Linked DNA regions of Homo sapiens: region 1 is linked to region 2. Evidence: chromatin loops called from intact Hi-C (ENCODE). Cell type or tissue: endothelial cell of umbilical vein. All regions are shown on one strand. Each heading gives the region's core, and the rest is flanking DNA. Links, peaks and the distances in the headings are about the cores only. Region 1 has its middle 12 kb from the start of RNH1. Region 2 holds the start of IFITM2 (interferon induced transmembrane protein 2).

Region 1 (8,574 bases), core at 189-8,188, 210 kb after region 2:
CTCAGGGCCTTTCAAAATGCACACACCCTTCATTCTCATGATGTCCAGTGGATCAGGTTTTCCTTTATGTGTCATGCTTTTAGTGTTTAAGAATCATTTCTCTAACCCAAGTCACACTGACATCCTCCTTTTCATTCTTAACGCACATTTTACAGTTGTAGGCCTTACATTTTGGCTTATAATAAGTTCTGAGGCCAGGCACAGTGCTCACACCTGTAATCCTGGCACTTTGAGAGGCCAAGGCGGGTGGATCACCAGAGGTCAGGAGTTTGACACAAGCCTGGCCAACATGGTGAAACCCCGTCTCTACTAAAAATACAAAAAGTAGCCAGGTGTGGTGGCGGGCACCTGTAATCCCAGCTACTCCAGAGGCTGAGGCAGGAGAATCACTTGAACCTGGGAGACAGAGGTTGCAGTGAGTCAAGATTGTGCCACTGCCCTCCAACCTGGGCGAGAGAGTGAGACTCCATCTCAAAAAAATTAATAGTAAATTTTGAATGGATTTATATATGTACTGTCATGTATAGATTGAAGCTTCCATTCATATGTGTAGCCCCGTCATTCTAGTACCATTTGTTGCTAAGATTCTCCTTTCTCTGCTGAATTTGCTTACACTTATTTCAAAATCAGTTGAGCATGTATGTGAGGGTCTACTCTCGATCCTCTATTCTGTTCCACTGATCTATTTGTCTATCCTGTTACCAATGCCACACTGTCTGGATTTCTGAACCTTTATAACACATCTTGGGCCAGGTGCAAAGGTTCACGCCTGTAATCCTAGCACTTTGGGAGGCCGAGGTGGGTGGATCACTTGAGGCCAGGAGTTCAAGACCAGCCTGGCCAACATGGCGAAACCCGTCTCTACCAAAAATACAAAAACTAGCCAGGCATGGTGGTACACGCCTGTAATCCCAGCTACTCGGGAGGCTGAGGTACAAGAATCACTTGAGCCCCAGAGGCGGAGGCTGCAGTGAGCTGAGATCGTACCACTGCACTCCAGCCTGAGTGACAGAGCGAGCCTCCATCTCAAAAAAAAAAAAACCCAAATCTTGAAGCCAGGCATAGAATGCCCTCTCACTTGACCATTGTTTTCCAGAGCTGTTTTGATGATTGTAGGCCCACAGCATTGCCACACACTGAAACACAGGCCCATGAGCACACATATATGTATAATACAAATATAAGTGCACACCATGACGCAGTGAAATTTATCACAGGAATGCAAGGCTGGTTCAACATGAAATATGAGCCAATGGAATTCACCATATAAGCAGATTAAAAGACAAAAAGACGGCCGGACGTGGTGGCTCACATCTGTGATCCCAGCACTTTGGGAGGCTGAAGCAGGAGGATTCTGAGCAACATAGTGAGACCTGGTCTCTAAATAAATAAAATAAGACAAAAATACATCATCATTTCAGTAGACTTAGAAAAGGCATTTGACAGAATCCAGCAGGCTTATAAAGCTTTTTAATTATTTTTTTCTCCCTCTCCCTCTCCCTCTCCCTTCGGTCTCCCTCTGTTGCCGAGGCTGGACTGTACTGCTGTGGTCTCGGCTTGCTGCAGCCTCCCTGCCCCGGGCTCCCATGGTTCTCCTGCCTCGGCCTGCCAAGTGCCTGGGATTGCAGGCATGCACCGCCACGCCTGACTGGTTTTTGTATTTTTGGAGGAGACGGGGTTTTGCCCTGTTGACCGGGCTGGTCTCCGGCTCCTGACCTCCAATGGTCTGCCCGCCTCGGCCTCCCGGGGTGCTGGGATTGCAGACGGAGTCTTGCTCACTCAATGCTCAGTGTTGCCAAGGCTGGAGCGCAGTGGCGTGATCTCAGCTCGCCACAACCTCTACCTTCCAGCTGCCTGCCTTGGCCTCCCAAAGTGCTAAGATTACAGCCTCTGCCCGGCCGCCACCCCGTCTGGGAGGTGAGGAGCATCTCTGCCCGGCCGCCCATCGTCTGGGAGGTGAGGAGCGCCTCTGCCCGGCCGCCCGGTCTGGGAAGTGGGCGCCTCTGCCCAGCTGCCCCGTCTGGGAGGTGGGGGGCGCCTCTGCCTGGCTGCCCCGTCTGGGAGTTGAGGGGTGCCTCTGCCCGACCGCCCCACCTGGGAAGTGAGGGGCACCTCTGCCCAGCCACCGCCTTATCTGGAAGGTGGGGAGCGCCTCTGCCCGACTGCCCCGTCTGGGAAGTGGGCGCCTCTGCCCGGCCGTCCCATCTGGGGGGTGAGGAGCACCTCTGCCCGGCCACCCCGTCTGGGAGGTGAGGAGTGCCTCTGCCAGGCCGCCCCGTCTGGGAAGTGTACCCAACAGCTCCAAAGAGACAGCGACCATCGAGAACGGGCCATGATGACAGTGGCAGTTTTGTCAAAAAGAAAAGGGGGAAATGTGGGGAAAAGAAAGAGAGGTCAGATTGTTACTGTGTCTGTGTAGAAAGAAGTAGACATAGGAGACTCCGTTTTGTTCTGTACTAAGAAAAATTCTTCTGTCTTGGGATGCTGTTAATCTATAACCTTACCCCCAACCCCGTGCTCTCTGAAACGTGCTGTGTCAACTCAGGGTTAAATGGATTAAGGGCGGTGCCAGATGTGCTTTGTTAAACAGATGCTTGGAGGCAGCATGCTCGTTAAGAGTCATCACCATTCCCTAATCTCAACTACCCAGGGACACAAACACTGCGGAAGGCCGCAGGGACCTCTGCCTAGGAAAACCAGAGACCTTTGTTCACGTGTTTATCTGCTGACCTTCTCTCCACTATTATCCTATGACCCTGCCACATCCCCCTCTCTGAGAAACACCCAAGAATGATCAATAAATAAAAAATAATAATAATAAAATTTTTTTTTTTTTGAGATGGAGTCTCGCTCTGTCGCCTAGGCTGGAGTGCAGTGGCCCATCTCAGCTCACTGCAAGCTCCGCCTCCCGGGTTCACGCCATTCTCCTGCCTCAGCCTTAGGAGTAGCTGGGACTACAGGTGCCCGCCACCACGCCCAGCTAATTTTTTGTATTTCTGGTAGAGACGGGGTTTCATGGTGTTAGCCAGGATGGTCTCGATCTCCTGACCTCGTGATCCACCCGCCTCGGCCTCGCAAAGTGCTTGGGATTACAGGCGTGAGCCACCGCGCCAGGTCAGCTTTTTAAATTTTTTTTGTATTGTTGGTAGAGATGGGGTTTCATTTGGCCAGGCTGGTCTCCAACTCCTGACTTCGTGATCCGGCCGCCTCCGCCTCCCAAAGTGCTGGGATTACAGACGTGAGTCACCCTGCCCGGCCGCCTGTTCACTTTATTACTTGGAGACCGTATTCCATTCCCATAACCCAGGGGAGGAGGCACGCACGAGCCGACACCAGCAGGTGGGGCAGGAAACGCAGCCAGCGCGGAACCGGACGCCCAGGAGCCGGCCCCGGGCTGCCCACGACGGGGCCGCCGGAGAGGACTCGCGGCGCCCCCTCCTGGATGTGGCCGGCGGCGCGCGAGGAAGGAGCCGCCCCGAACGCGCGAGCGAGGCCGGGACTCGGGCGCCCTCTGCCGGCCGCTCTGAGGGACCGGGGCGGGGGGGCGTGTCTCCCGGTCACGTGACCTGGAAACCCCGCCCCCAAACCGAGGGGAACTTGCGGCCCCAAGACGCGGCGCGCTTACGAGGGCGCGCGAGGCGCCGCACGGGGGAGGCTTCTCCGAAAGCCGCGAGGGCAGCTCCCGTGTGTCCGCTGTGCAAACCGGTCCTTCCGCCAAAAACCTGCTGTCTGGCTTTTCTCAGGTAAGAACTACCCAAAAGCTAGACGACATTTTCAGAACATACAAGTACAAATAAGAAGAGGGAAAATCACCCGCAGTTCACCCCTGAGCCGCGCGCATTCCTTAGATCTCCGTGTTTCTTCCTAAAGGAACGTGGCCTGATACACAGGTGAGCTTTATTAGAACGCGGGCTGATACACAGGTGAGCTTTATTAGAACGCGGGCTGATACACAGGTGAGCTTTATTAGAACGCGGGCTGATACACAGGTGAGCTTTATTAGAACGCGGGCTGATACACAGGTGAGCTTTATTAGAACGCGGGCTGATACACAGGTGAGCTTTATTAGAACGCGGCCTGATACACAGGTGAGCTTTATTAGAACGCGGCCTGATACACAGGTGAGCTTTATTAGAACGCGGCCTGATACACAGGTGAGCTTTATTAGAACGCGGCCTGATACACAGGTGAGCTTTATTAGAACGCGGCCTGATACACAGGTGAGCTTTATTAGAACGCGGCCTGATACACAGGTGAGCTTTATTAGAACGCGGCCTGATACACAGGTGAGCTTTATTAGAACGCGGCCTGATACACAGGTGAGCTTTATTAGAACGCGGCCTGATACACAGGTGAGCTTTATTAGAACGCGGCCTGATACACAGGTGAGCTTTATTAGAACGCGGCCTGATACACAGGTGAGCTTTATTAGAACGCGGCCTGATACACAGGTGAGCTTTATTAGAACGCGGCCTGATACACAGGTGAGCTTTATTAGAACGCGGCCTGATACACAGGTGAGCTTTATTAGAACGCGGCCTGATACACAGGTGAGCTTTATTAGAACGCGGCCTGATACACAGGTGAGCTTTATTAGAACGCGGCCTGATACACAGGTGAGCTTTATTAGAACGCGGCCTGATACACAGGTGAGCTTTATTAGAACGCGGCCTGATACACAGGTGAGCTTTATTAGAACGCGGCCTGATACACAGGTGAGCTTTATTAGAACGCGGCCTGATACACAGGTGAGCTTTATTAGAACGCGGCCTGATACACAGGTGAGCTTTATTAGAACGCGGCCTGATACACAGGTGAGCTTTATTAGAACGCGGCCTGATACACAGGTGAGCTTTATTAGAACGCGGCCTGATACACAGGTGAGCTTTATTAGAACGCGGCCTGATACACAGGTGAGCTTTATTAGAACGCGGCCTGATACACAGGTGAGCTTTATTACTGATTTTTTTTTTTTATGGGGAATCTCGCTCTGTCGCCCAGGCTGGAGTGCAATGGTGCGATCTCGGCTCTCTGCAACCTCCGCCTCCCGGGTTCCAGTGATTCTCCTGCCTCAGCCTCCCGAGTAGCTGGGATTACGTGCGCCACCACGTCCGGCTCATTTTTTTGTATTTTCAGTAGGGACGGGGTTTCATCATGTTGGCCAGGCTGGTCTCAAACTCCTGGCCTCAAATGATCCGCCCACCTCAGCCTCCCAAAGTCCTGGCGTTACAGGCATGAGCCACCGCGCCCGGCCTAGTATTGAATATTTCAAACATACAAACAGGTTTTTTAAAAATAATGAGCCCCATGCCTGACCTCTCCCCTTAAACACATGCTCAGAGCCCCCCGAGTCGCCCTCTCCCCTCCATCCAGGGTCTCCTGGAGGCCTCTGCCGCCTGAGTTCTGTCTCCGTCCTTTCTGTTCCCTGAGGCCGTGCTCACCCCTACGCCTTCCCAGATGGCGAGGGCCTTTCCTGCGCCTCTGAACAATTTGGAAACGCTGCACAATGCGCACCCACCCGCCAGCTGCTGGTTCCATTCAACAGAATTGGGGTGGGAATTGTCCATATTGAGACCGCGTCGGTTATTCATCTCAGCTGCTGTTGACTACTCCGCTGCCTGAACACCGGCATTTACTCACCGATGCTCTCGTCTTGTCTGACTTTATGCAAACACTGCCACCGCCAGCGTACTCCGGACCTCTGTGTGCCCAGACACGGGGCAGACGCCCTGCCAGGCCCAATCGCCCCCCAGCGGTGGCTCTCAGAATTTACGCTCCCGCCCCAGGGCACAGGCTCCCTCCCCGCTCCAGACCTTCACTAGCCACTGGTTCGACTGCCTCAGGCCTCCCTGTCCCCACCCTAGTCATGAGAATATGAAATGGTAACTCACCATGGGTCTAGCTGGCATTTCACCAAGTACTAGTCAGGCATACTTCCGCTTGGTTCTGCCTGTTCCTACCCTTTGCTTTGTGCGTTTTGAGACAGGCATCTGGAGTGCAGTGCCATGATCACAGGTCACTGCAGTCTGAACCACCTGGGCTCAAGCAACCCTCCTGCCTCAGCCTCCCGAGAAGCTGCGACTACAAGCACACACCACTGTGCCCAGCTAATTTTTGTATTTTTGGCAGGGACGGGATTTTGCCATGTTTTCCAGGCTGGCCTTGAACTCCTAGCTCAAGCAACTGGCCCACCTCAACCTCTCAAAGTGCTAGGATTATAGGTGTGAGCCCCTGCACCCAGCCAAGAGATATTTTCAAAAACAATTACAGCCCGGTGAGGTGGCTCACGCCTGTAATCCCAGCACTTTGGGAGACCGAGGCGGGCAGATCACGAGGTCAGGAGATCGAGACCATCCTGGCTAACACGATGAAACCCCGTCTCTACTAAAAAATACAAAAAATTAGCTGGACGTGGTGGCGAGCGCCTGTAGTCCCAGCTACTCGGAAGGCTGAGGCAGGAGAATGGCGTGAACCTGGGAGGCAGAGGTTGCAGTGAGCCGAGATCACGCCACTGCACTCCAGCCTGGATGACAGAGCAAGACTCCGTCTCAAAAAAAAAACGATTAAAATCAGCTGCCCAAAACAGCTCTCATAACCCAAATGAAGGCAGAAAAGGGAAGATAAGATACAGGAAACAAATAGCATGAATGGAAAAATAAAAAAATCTAAATCCAAATATATCAATAATTACATTAAATGCAAATGGTCCAAGCATATTAATCAATTCTTTTTTTGAAAGAGTGTCTTGCTCTGTCATGCAGGCTGGAGTGCAGTGGTACGATCACGGCTCACTGCAGTCTCAACCGCCTGGGTTCAAGTGATTCTCACTTTATCCTCCAGAGTAGCTGAGACTACAGGCACGCACCACAATGGCTGGCTGATTTCTGGTTTTTTTGTTTTGTTTTGTTTTGTTTTGTTTGAGACAGAGTCTCACTCTGTCGCCCAGGCTGGAGTGCAGTGGCGCGATCTCAGCTCACTGCAAGCTCTGCCTCCCGGGTTCAGGCCATTCTCCTGCCTCAGCCTCCCAAGTAGTTGGGACTACAGGCGGCCGCCACCACGCCTGGCTAATTTTTTGTATTTTTTAGTTGAGACGGGGTTTCACTGTGTTAGCCAGGATACTCTCGATCTCCTGACCTCGTGATTCGCCCACCTCGGCCTCCCAAAGTGCTGGGATTACAGGCGTGAGCCACCGCACCTGGCCATTTCTGTACTTTTTGTAGAGATGGAGTTTCACCATGTTGCCCAGGCTGGTCTCAACTCCTGAGCTCAAGCAATCCGCCCACCTTGGCCTCCCAAAGTGCTGGGATTACAGGAGTGGGCCACCTCACCTGCCCTTTTTTTGTTTTGTTCTGGTAAATAAATTCTGACATTCTCTGTATACATTTTCTTTTCTTTTGAGACAGAGTTTCACTCGTTCCAAAGCGCAAAGGTTGGAGTGCAGTGGCGCAATCTCGGCTCACTGCAACCGTCACTTCTTGGGTTCAAGCGATTCTCCTGCATCAGCCTCCCAAGTAGCTGGAATTACAGGCATGTGCTTCCACGCCCGGCTAATTTTTGTATTTTTAGTAGAGACGAGGTTTCACCATGTTGGCCAAGCTGGTCTCTGTATATATTTTCTATGTACAGAGATAATCTATTACTGTTGTAAAACAACAATATATAGTTTTTTGTTTTGTTTTGTTGAGACTGAGCCTCGCTATATCACCCAGGCTGGAGTGCAATGGCGCCATCTCTGCTCACTGCAGCCTCCACCTCCCAGGTTCAAGCGATTCTCCCTCCCCAGCCTCCTGAGTGGCTGGGATTACAGGCACGCACCACCATGCCTGGCTAATTTTTGTATTTTTAGTAGAGGCAGAGTTTCACCACGTTGGTCATGCTGGTCTCGAACTCCCGAACTCAGGTGATTCGCTCGCTTTGGTCTCAAAGGCGGGATTACAGCATGAGCCACCTCGCCCAGCAATATATAGTTTTAAAAAGCAATCTGGGGGCCGGGCGTGGTGGCTCATGCCTGTAATCCCAGCACTTTGGGAGGCTGAGGCAGGCAGATCATGAAGTCAGGAGTTTGAGACCAGCCTGACCAACATGGTGAAACCCCATGTCTACTACAAATACAAAAATTAGCCACGTGTGGTGGTGGGCACCCATAATCCCAGCTACTCAGGAGGCTGATGCAGGAGAATCGCTTGAACCCTGGAGGTGGAGGTTGCAATGACCCAAGATTGCGCCACTGCACTCCAGCCTGGGCAACAGAGACTCCATCTAAAAAAAAAAAAGCCGGGGTTGGGGGGCCGGGCGCGGTGGCTCACGCCTATAATTCCAGCACTTTGGGAGGCCCAGGCAGGTGGATCATGAGATCAGGAGTTCAAGACCAGCCTGGCCAATATGGTGAAATCCTGTCCGTAAAAATACAAAAATTAGCCGGGTGTGGTGGCGCACGCCTGTAGTCCCAGCTACTCAGGAGGCTAAGGCAGAAGAAACACTTGAACCTGGGAGGCAGAGGTTGCAGTGAGCCGAGATTGTGCCACTGCACTCCAGCCTGCGTGACAGAGCAAGATCCTGTCTCAAAAAAGAATA
Region 2 (8,295 bases), core at 296-8,295:
GCACTACGGGCTCCCGCCACCACGCCCGGCTAGTTTTTGTATTTGCAGTCGAGACGGGGTTTCACCATGTTGGTCAGGATGAAAAAAGCTAACTCTGTAAAGTATTTAAAGAGGTTTGTCCTACGCCGAATATGACTGACCACGGCTCATGATACAGCCTCCAGAGTTCCAGCAAACGTGCCAAAGGTGGCTGGGCTACAGCTTGGTTTTATACATTGTAGGGAGACAGAAGTTGCAGGCAAAGACATAGATCAATACAAGTGTCAACGAAAAGAGTCCAACTCTGCGAAATATTTGAAGAGATTTATTCTGAGCCAAATATGAGTGACCATGGCCTGTGGTGCGGCCCTCAGGAGGTCCTGAGAACATATACCCAAGGGGCTCAGGGCACAGCTTGGTTTTATACATTTTAGGGAGACATGAGGTATCAATCAAATACATTTAAGAAATACATTGGTTTGGTCCAGAAAGGCGGGACAACACAAAGCTGGGGGTGGGGGGGGTGGGGGGAGGGGCAGCGGTGTTCCAGGCTATAGGTGAGTTTAAACATTTTCTTGTTGACAATTGGTTGAGCTTGTCTAAAGACTTGGGATTGGTAGAAAAGGAGTGTTCAGGTTAAGATCAAGATTGTGGCCGGGTGCGGTGGCTCATGCCTGTAATCCCAGCACTTTGGGAGGCCAAGGCGGGCAGATCACAAGGTCAGGAGTTCGAGACCAGCGTGACCAACATGGAGAAGCCCCGTCTGTACTAAAAATACAAAATTAGCCAGGCGTGGTGGCGCATGCCTGTAATCCCAGCTACTCAGGAGGCTGAGGCATGAGAATCACTTGAACCCAGGAGGCGGAGGTTGCGGTGAACCGAGATCGCGCCATTGCACTCCAGCCTGGGCAACAAGAGCAAAACTCCATCTCAAAAAAAAAAAAAAAAAAAAAAAAAAGGGCCAGGCGAGGTGGCTCACGCCTGTAGTCTCAGCACTTTGGGAGGCCGAGGCGGGTGAATCATGAGGTCAGGAGTTCGTGACCACCCTGACCAACATGGTGAAACCCCATCTCTACTAAAAATACAAAAATTAGCCAGGCGTGGTGGTGGGTGCCTGAAATTCCAGCTACTCAGGAGGCTGAGGCAGGAGAATCGCTTGAACCCGGGAGGCGGAGGTTGCAGTGAGCCAAGATCAGATCGTGCCATTGCACTCCAGCCTGGGTGACAAAGCGAGAGACTCCGTCTCAAAAAAATAAATAAATAAAAAATAAAGATTGTGGAAACCAAAGTTCTTTTGAAGTCTTATAGTGGCTGCCCTTAGAGACAATAGGTGACCAATATTTCCTATTCATATCTTAATTAATCTCTTCAGGATTGGGAGGGTCTGGAAGAAAAAGATCTGGCTATGTTAACTGAGATTCTTTACAGATGCAAATTTTCCCCCACAAAGAACAGCTATGCAGGGGCCATTTCAAAATATGGCAAAGAAACATGTTTTTGGGGTATTTTGATTTTCTTCCTTGTTTCATAATGTTATGCCAGAGTCAGGTTGGAAAGTAAGTCACGATATATAGGGTTAAATAAAACTCATCTGGTTGGCCGGGCATGGTGGCTCATGCCTGTAATCCCAGCACTTTGGGAGGCCGCGGCAGGCAGATCACCTGAGGTCAAGAGTTCGAGACCAGCCTGGCCAACGTGGTGAAACCTGTCTCTACTGAAAATACAAAAACAAAACAAACAAACGAAAACCAAAACTCATCTGATGAGAATTTACCATTTGTAGGTAAATTCCCCAGACCCCTTTGATAGGAACTTGGGCAAGATAAAAAAGTCAGAGTTTAGTCCTCACGAGTAAGGTGTACATTGCTTCTGCCAGGAAAGGCAAGACATCTCAAAGGGGTGTGGTCACAGGTCACAGTGATACCAGTGGGCTTGGGGAGGTCCCCAATTGCCAGTGGGACCTGGACCCCCACGGGTGTCCAGGCTCTTGGCACAAGAAGAAAATTCAAGGACGAGACCGAAAATAGTGAAAGTAGGGAGATTTGTTGAAAAGTGAAGGCCAGGCGCGGTGGCTCGCGCCTGTAATCCCAGCACTTTGGGAGGCTGAGGCGGGTGTATCACCTGAGGTCAGGAGTTCGAGATCAGCCTGGCCAACATGGCGAAACCCTGTCTCTACTAAAAATGCAAAAATTAGCCGGGCGCGGTGGTGCGTGCCTGTGATCCCAGCTAATCGGGAGGCTGAGGCAGGAGAATCACTTGAACCGGGTAGGCAGAAGTTGCAGTGAGATGAGATCGCGCCACTGCACTCCAGTCTGGGCGACAGAGCGAGGCTCCCTCTCAAAAAAAAAAGAAAGAAAGAAAAAAAAGAGAAGTGAAAAGTACACACTCAAGAAAGGGCCGTGTGGGCGGAGACTCGAGAGAGTCACTTGCAAGGGGTTTGGGTGGGGGTTCCATCTTTCAGGGTTTCTTTCACCAAGCGGGGGAGTATCATGAAGATTCTTGCAAGAAGGTGACGATTTCTCAGAACTGAGGTGCCTTGCATTTTTTTTTTCAAGACAACATAGAGGGTCTTTATTGGATAGCAGCTGAGAGACCATGCCTCAGTCCTCTTGAGGGACGCCTTTCCCCCCGGCGTACCACTTCTTTCCCACGTTTCCCTTCTCTGCAGGCTACAGCTTGATGCAAAAGAAAGGGATCGTCCTACAGGTCCTTATACACAACCTTTGAGGGCACAGTTTGGAGGTGGAGTGGCAGAGGACATTTGTAAAAGTGGGACAGCAAAGTTTCACTGTAGCCCACGAGGAAGTAGAACTTGCGGGCAGGCAAGTGCCTCGGGACCAGGGCACAGATCTCCAACCGGTTGGCCCAGCACTGTAAAACCAGCGGGTCAGCCAGGCAGCCCGGGAAGGCACCCCACATGAACTTGCGACGGAAAGCATCCTCCACCGTTCGCTCCGCCGCATGGTCCTCCCCACCAGGGTTCCCCGCGTGAGCGACCTCTGGCCCTCACGGCGGGCGACGAAGTGCGGCGCGTGTGCGTCCTCATAGGTCACCGGCTTGTCCCCCTGGCCTCGGCGGACTCGGGCCGCCGGTTCTTGTTACAGACCGCGGAGGTGTGCGGGGCCCGCCCCGCGCAAGGCAGCTCTCGGCCCCGGGACGGCACCCGGGGCCACCCGCCACCCGCCACCCGCCGCACGCGGAGGCCGCCATCTTGGCCGAGCGCCCGCCATGTTTACAGCAGATCTGTGTGTTCCTGGAAGTGTCGCGGTGCGGGTGGGTGTGGGCCGAGTACGTTCCTATGAGGAGGTCCTAGGGGACGCATAGGTCGCATTCAGCGCCGTGGTGGCTCTGGTCTGTCTTAGCCAGCTTGGCCCACACTGCTTTTGAAGGTCTCATCGGCCCCTCGCTTCTGCAGCAACCTCAACAGTCTCTTTTGCTAGTCATGCGAGGCTGCTGCTTAGAATGTTCTGTTCTCCCGCAGCCGCTCCATATTATTCTGTCTCATTTTGTGGATTTAAAGATTTTCTGATGGGCAGCTGGCTTAAAGAGTTCAGCTTTGGGGCCGGGCGCGGTGGCTCCCGCCTGTAATCCCAGCACTTTGGGAGGCCGAGGTGGGTGGAGCACGAGGTCAGGAGATCGAGACCATCCTGGCTAACACGGTGAAACCCCGTCTCTACTAAAAATACAAAAAATTAGCAGGACTTGGTGGCGGGCGCCTGTAGTCCCAGCTACTCGGGAGGCTGAGGCAGGAGAATGGCGTGAGCCCGGGAGGTGGAGGTTGCAGTGAGCCGAGATCGCGCCACTGCAGTCCGGCCTGGTTGACAGAGCGAGACTCCGTTTCCAAAAAAAAAAAAAAAAAAAAAAAAAAAGTTCAGCTTTGCCTAAAGAGTTGGTTAGTCGAAAGAAATTCTTGAGTTTACATAACCGGGGCTGTGGAAGCCAAGGGGCTTGTTATGCAGATGAGGCCTCCAGGTGGCAGGCTGGAGACAAGGATGATAAAAAAAATCTCTCTTTTCCACCCTTAAAAAGGGCTCTTAGTTAAATGTCTGTTCTATAGGAAAAGACCTAGAAAGGGAAGGAGATTCTCTCCAGAATGCAAATTTCCCTAATAAGAGACAGTTGTGCAAGGCCATTTCAAAATATGCCAAATAAATATATTTTGAGGCTGTGCATGGTGGCTCACACCAGCACTTTGGGAGGATGAGGCAGGTGGATCACTTGAGCCCAGGAGCTGGAGACCAGTCTGGGCAACACAGTAAGGCCCCGTCTCAAAAATAAAAATACATATATTTTGGGGGTAAATAATTTTTATTTCCTTCAGAGCCTGCTATTTGTTGTGAAAGGAAAATAAATATTAGGACCCCGAAATCACTGAACCAAAAGGAGACGTCAAGCTGGGAACTGCTTAGGGACACCTGCCTCCCGTTCTACTCCTAAAAACGGCTGCTGCCGAAACAAAAAGCTATATACCTCCCTCACAGTTTGTCCACAGGGAATTTCCTTGTGGACAAAAGACAAATGGAACTCAAACTTACCCTTTTGCTCGCTGAGATAATGCATATCTGATTGCTTCCTTTGCAAAGGCTCATCAGAAACTCAAAACAATGCGATCCTTTGTCTCTTCTCAACCTATGACCTGGAAGCCCCCTCCCCACTTCGAGTTGTCCCGTCTTTCCAGACTGCACTAATGAGCGTCGTGCATATATTGATGTCCATGTCTCCCTGAAATGTATAAAACCAGCTGTGCCCCGATCATCTTGCGCACCCTGTCAGGACCTCCTGAGGCTGTGTCACCCGCTCATCCTTAACCTTGGTCCTAAATCGACTGAGAACTTTCTCAGATATTTAGGGTTTACACTGTCATGTGACGCTGTACCACAGTCAGTTGGAATTTGGTACCTTATTGCTACGAAGAGTCTGTTTTGTCAGTACTATGAGCTCCATCTCAGTGTTAATGCTGGTCGGTTGTGCCTAAACTCCACAGGGAGGGGATATAAGTAGGCCTGTCCAACCTCCCTGTCCCTTCGAGGCTGTGAATTCAGTTTTTCAGGTTTGTTTGGGACCCCCTTGGCCAAGGGAGCTCCATTCAGTCATGGGGGCAGGGGAGGCTTAGATTTTTATTTTTGGTTTTCAGTCAGCACTCCAGTCCAGTCAGGAGGGCTTCAGACCACGAAGAGGGGAGGTGTCCCCACGGCAGAGCTAGACACAGATCCCAGGACATTCTGTGTGTGGGGGAGACATGGCCCAGAATAGAAGGCCTGTAGAGGCCTGGACATGGCTAAGCCCTTAGAGCTCACCCCAGCCAGCAGAAGGAGGAGGACTTAGGGTGTTCGACGTCGAGAAGCACTGTGAGTCGATGGTAGACACAGCCATTGTTAAAGTTAAATCTTAGGAATCTTAGAAATTATCAATAAAATTTATCTTATAGAGCCAAAGTCATCGTTACTCAAACACATCACTCTGCAGTTACACGGCTGCACGCTACCGTCATGTAAACTCTGGAATACTGACGTGGACCTGACCACCCGCTGAGGTGAAAGGCTACAGCAGGGTGAGCAGCTGCCCATCTCTGTAAATTCCACCCTCAGCGATGTCCTCTGCGGAGTCTGGCCTGGTGGGAGAATAAGCCCAGGAAAATGGGCCCATGTAGCACATCAGGAATTAAACAGGGCGCAGGTCGCGGTGCACATAGGCCTGCAGGCCACGTTCCTGCCCCTGTGACCCGCACTGTCCCCTCTGACAAGCTCAAGTGCACAGCATCAGCTCTGTTTGCTGCAATAGCCTCTGCCAAGGAAGGTCCAGGAAGAAGCCCAGAGGCCACACAAGGTGTTTCCACAGGGAGGCTGTAACCTCAGGAGCTGCTCAGAGGCAGCACCGGTTCATGGGAAAAACAGGCGGCAACTACAGGAAGCAGCTGGCACCCGTGTGAGGACCCAGGGAAGAGGCAGAGATGATCAGAACCTGGAAATCTGGAGGGTGCCCCAGGGACCAGCCAGCCAGAGCTCTGGGCAGCGTGGGTGCTGCTGGGCTGTGTGGAGCGGGTCTGGGAGCCGTCACCCAGGTGGGCCTCCAGGGGAAAGGGCCATGGCTTCTAACTCCACCGTCCAGGTCTCTGCTATTGGCATCCCACAGCCCCCTCTTCTGTCAGTGCTCCCAGAGTCCCCTTTCCTGGGCCTGGAGGGCTCCTTTGGGGCAGGCAACATTGGCCGCCAACCCTCTGACCTGCACCAGGAGACACGGGGACCTTTAACCCCCAAACCCGCATGGAGCAGGACTGCAACCCCAGCAAAGGACAAGGGATGTCAGCAGATGAGGCCTGTGACAAGTGAGATGAGGGCTTTTTTTTTTTTTTGAGACGGAGTCTGGCTCTGTTGCCCAGGCTGGAGTGCAGTGGCACAACCTTGGCTCACTGCAAGCTCCGCCTCCCCGGTTCACGCCATTCTCCTACCTCAGCCTCCCAAGTAGCTGGGACTACAGGTGCCCGCCATCACACCCGGCTAATTTTTTTTTGTATATTTAGTAGAGACGGGGTTTCACCGTGTTAGCCAGGATGGTCTCGATCTCCTGACCTCATGATCCTCCCACCTCAGCCTCCCAAAGTGCTGGGATTACAGGCGTGAGCCACGGCGCCCGGCAGAGGTGAGGGCTTTGGGGAAACGGTTGTGGGGCCTGGAGTGTGGAGGCGTCAGCGCAGGCCTGGCAGGAGCCCTGAACCGGGACAGTGAGGTCCTGCAGCTGCTGGCCTGGGGTGTGGAGACTCCCAACACAGGGGAAGTCTCCAGGACCCCACACCACTAACAAGATGAGACTTGTGCTCCTTTGGGCTCTAGAGAGGAAGCCCCTCTTAGCCCTCAGCCCCTCTTTCCTCCCTCTCCTAAAGTAATTTGATCCTCAGGAATTTGTTCTGCCCTTATCTGGCCCTGGCCAGCTCTGCATTTGACAAATGCCAGGAAGAGGAAACTGTTGAGAAAACGGAACTACTGGGGAAAGGGAGGGCTCACTGAGAACCATCCCGGTAACCCGATCACCGCTGGTCACCATGAACCACATTGTGCAAACCTTCTCTCCTGTCAACAGCGGCCAGCCTCCCAACTACGAGATGCTCAAGGAGGAGCAGGAAGTGGCTATGCTGGGGGTGCCCCACAACCCTGCTCCCCCGATGTCCACCGTGATCCACATCCGCAGCGAGACCTCCGTGCCTGACCATGTGGTCTGGTCCCTGTTCAACACCCTCTTCATGAACACCTGCTGCCTGGGCTTCATAGCATTCGCGTACTCCGTGAAGGTGCGTATGGCCCTGGCGGAAATCCAGGGGGTGCCGGTGAGCCTGGGGCTCCACCTGCCCACATGCTGCCTGGGGTGGGGACTTGTGTGTCCCTGTGACTGTGAGTTTGTGTGCACGTCTGTCCTGTGTGTGCCCACGTCAGTGGCTTTGTCTGTGTGATCTGTGTGTGTGTGTGGCTTGGGGAATCTGCCCAGTGCAGGTCTAGGAGGAGGCTCCAGGAGGCTGGCTGGCTGGCTCAGAGTCTGTCCCCGGCTATCCACTAGCCCAGAGCAGTTCTCCCTATAGCCCAGTAAGAAATTACACCTTCACCTTCCAGACTGGCACCCAGGCTCTCCCAGAAAGTGAGAAGGGAACTCACAGGTGACTTCACCCCATGGTGGGGAGAACAGCCTGTGCTGGGGCCAAGGCAGAAGGAGGATGAGCCCCGAGGCTCCTGGAGAGTCTGAGCCGGGTGAGGAAGGGGAGGAGGTGGTCCCTGATCTCAGGGCAGGGAGGAGACAGTGAGGAGCTGGAGCCATAGCACGCGGCTCTCAGCTGGGGGATCCTGGTCCCCTCACCATCTCCTCTCCCCCAGTCTAGGGACAGGAAGATGGTTGGCGACGTGACCGGGGCCCAGGCCTATGCCTCCACCGCCAAGTGCCTGAACATCTGGGCCCTGATTTTGGGCATCTTCATGACCATTCTGCTCATCATCATCCCAGTGTTGGTCGTCCAGGCCCAGCGATAGATCAGGAGGCATCATTGAGGCCAGGAGCTCTGCCCGTGACCTGTATCCCACGTACTCTATCTTCCATTCCTCGCCCTGCCCCCAGAGGCCAGGAGCTCTGCCCTTGACCTGTATTCCACTTACTCCACCTTCCATTCCTCGCCCTGTCCCCACAGCCGAGTCCTGCATCAGCCCTTTATCCTCACACGCTTTTCTACAATGGCATTCAATAAAGTGTATATGTTTCTGGTGCTGCTGTGACTTCACCTGGGGAGCGGTCCTGCTGGTTCTGAGATTAAATGTAATGCCAAACGTTCTTGCCTTA

What was found. A loop is a pair of places that touch in the nucleus more often than their neighbours do. Peaks named below come from ENCODE experiments on the same cell type or tissue, not always from the same donor. Only the 100,000 strongest peaks of a DNase experiment are listed, where the experiment ranks them.
Region 1: a loop joins it to region 2, with 5 times the contacts of the local background. A loop is called at or near these places in 14 of 110 quality-filtered maps.

Annotation. Positions count from the first base shown.
Region 1 is chr11:515,365-523,938 of GRCh38, forward strand. It overlaps a transcript of LRRC56 not described here. Among named protein-coding and RNA genes, the nearest start is that of RNH1, 12 kb to the left of the region's middle. In endothelial cell of umbilical vein, for the core only: CTCF peaks have their summits at 3,468 (motif pointing left) and 5,732; a DNase peak (open chromatin) is centred at 3,367; H3K27ac peaks cover 504 bases.
Region 2 is chr11:301,175-309,469 of GRCh38, forward strand. It overlaps IFITM2 (interferon induced transmembrane protein 2), which reads left to right and starts at 6,642. Exons shown (of 2, transcript NM_006435.3): 1 at 6,642-7,264; 2 at 7,839-8,221. The coding sequence starts at 7,019. The coding sequence ends at 7,991. It also overlaps the pseudogene MRPS24P1. RefSeq lists enhancers at 4,649-5,160, 6,883-7,302, 7,683-7,802, 7,823-8,022. In endothelial cell of umbilical vein, for the core only: a CTCF peak has its summit at 3,959 (motif pointing right); DNase peaks (open chromatin) are centred at 3,957 and 6,967; H3K4me3 peaks cover 1,626 bases; H3K27ac peaks cover 660 bases.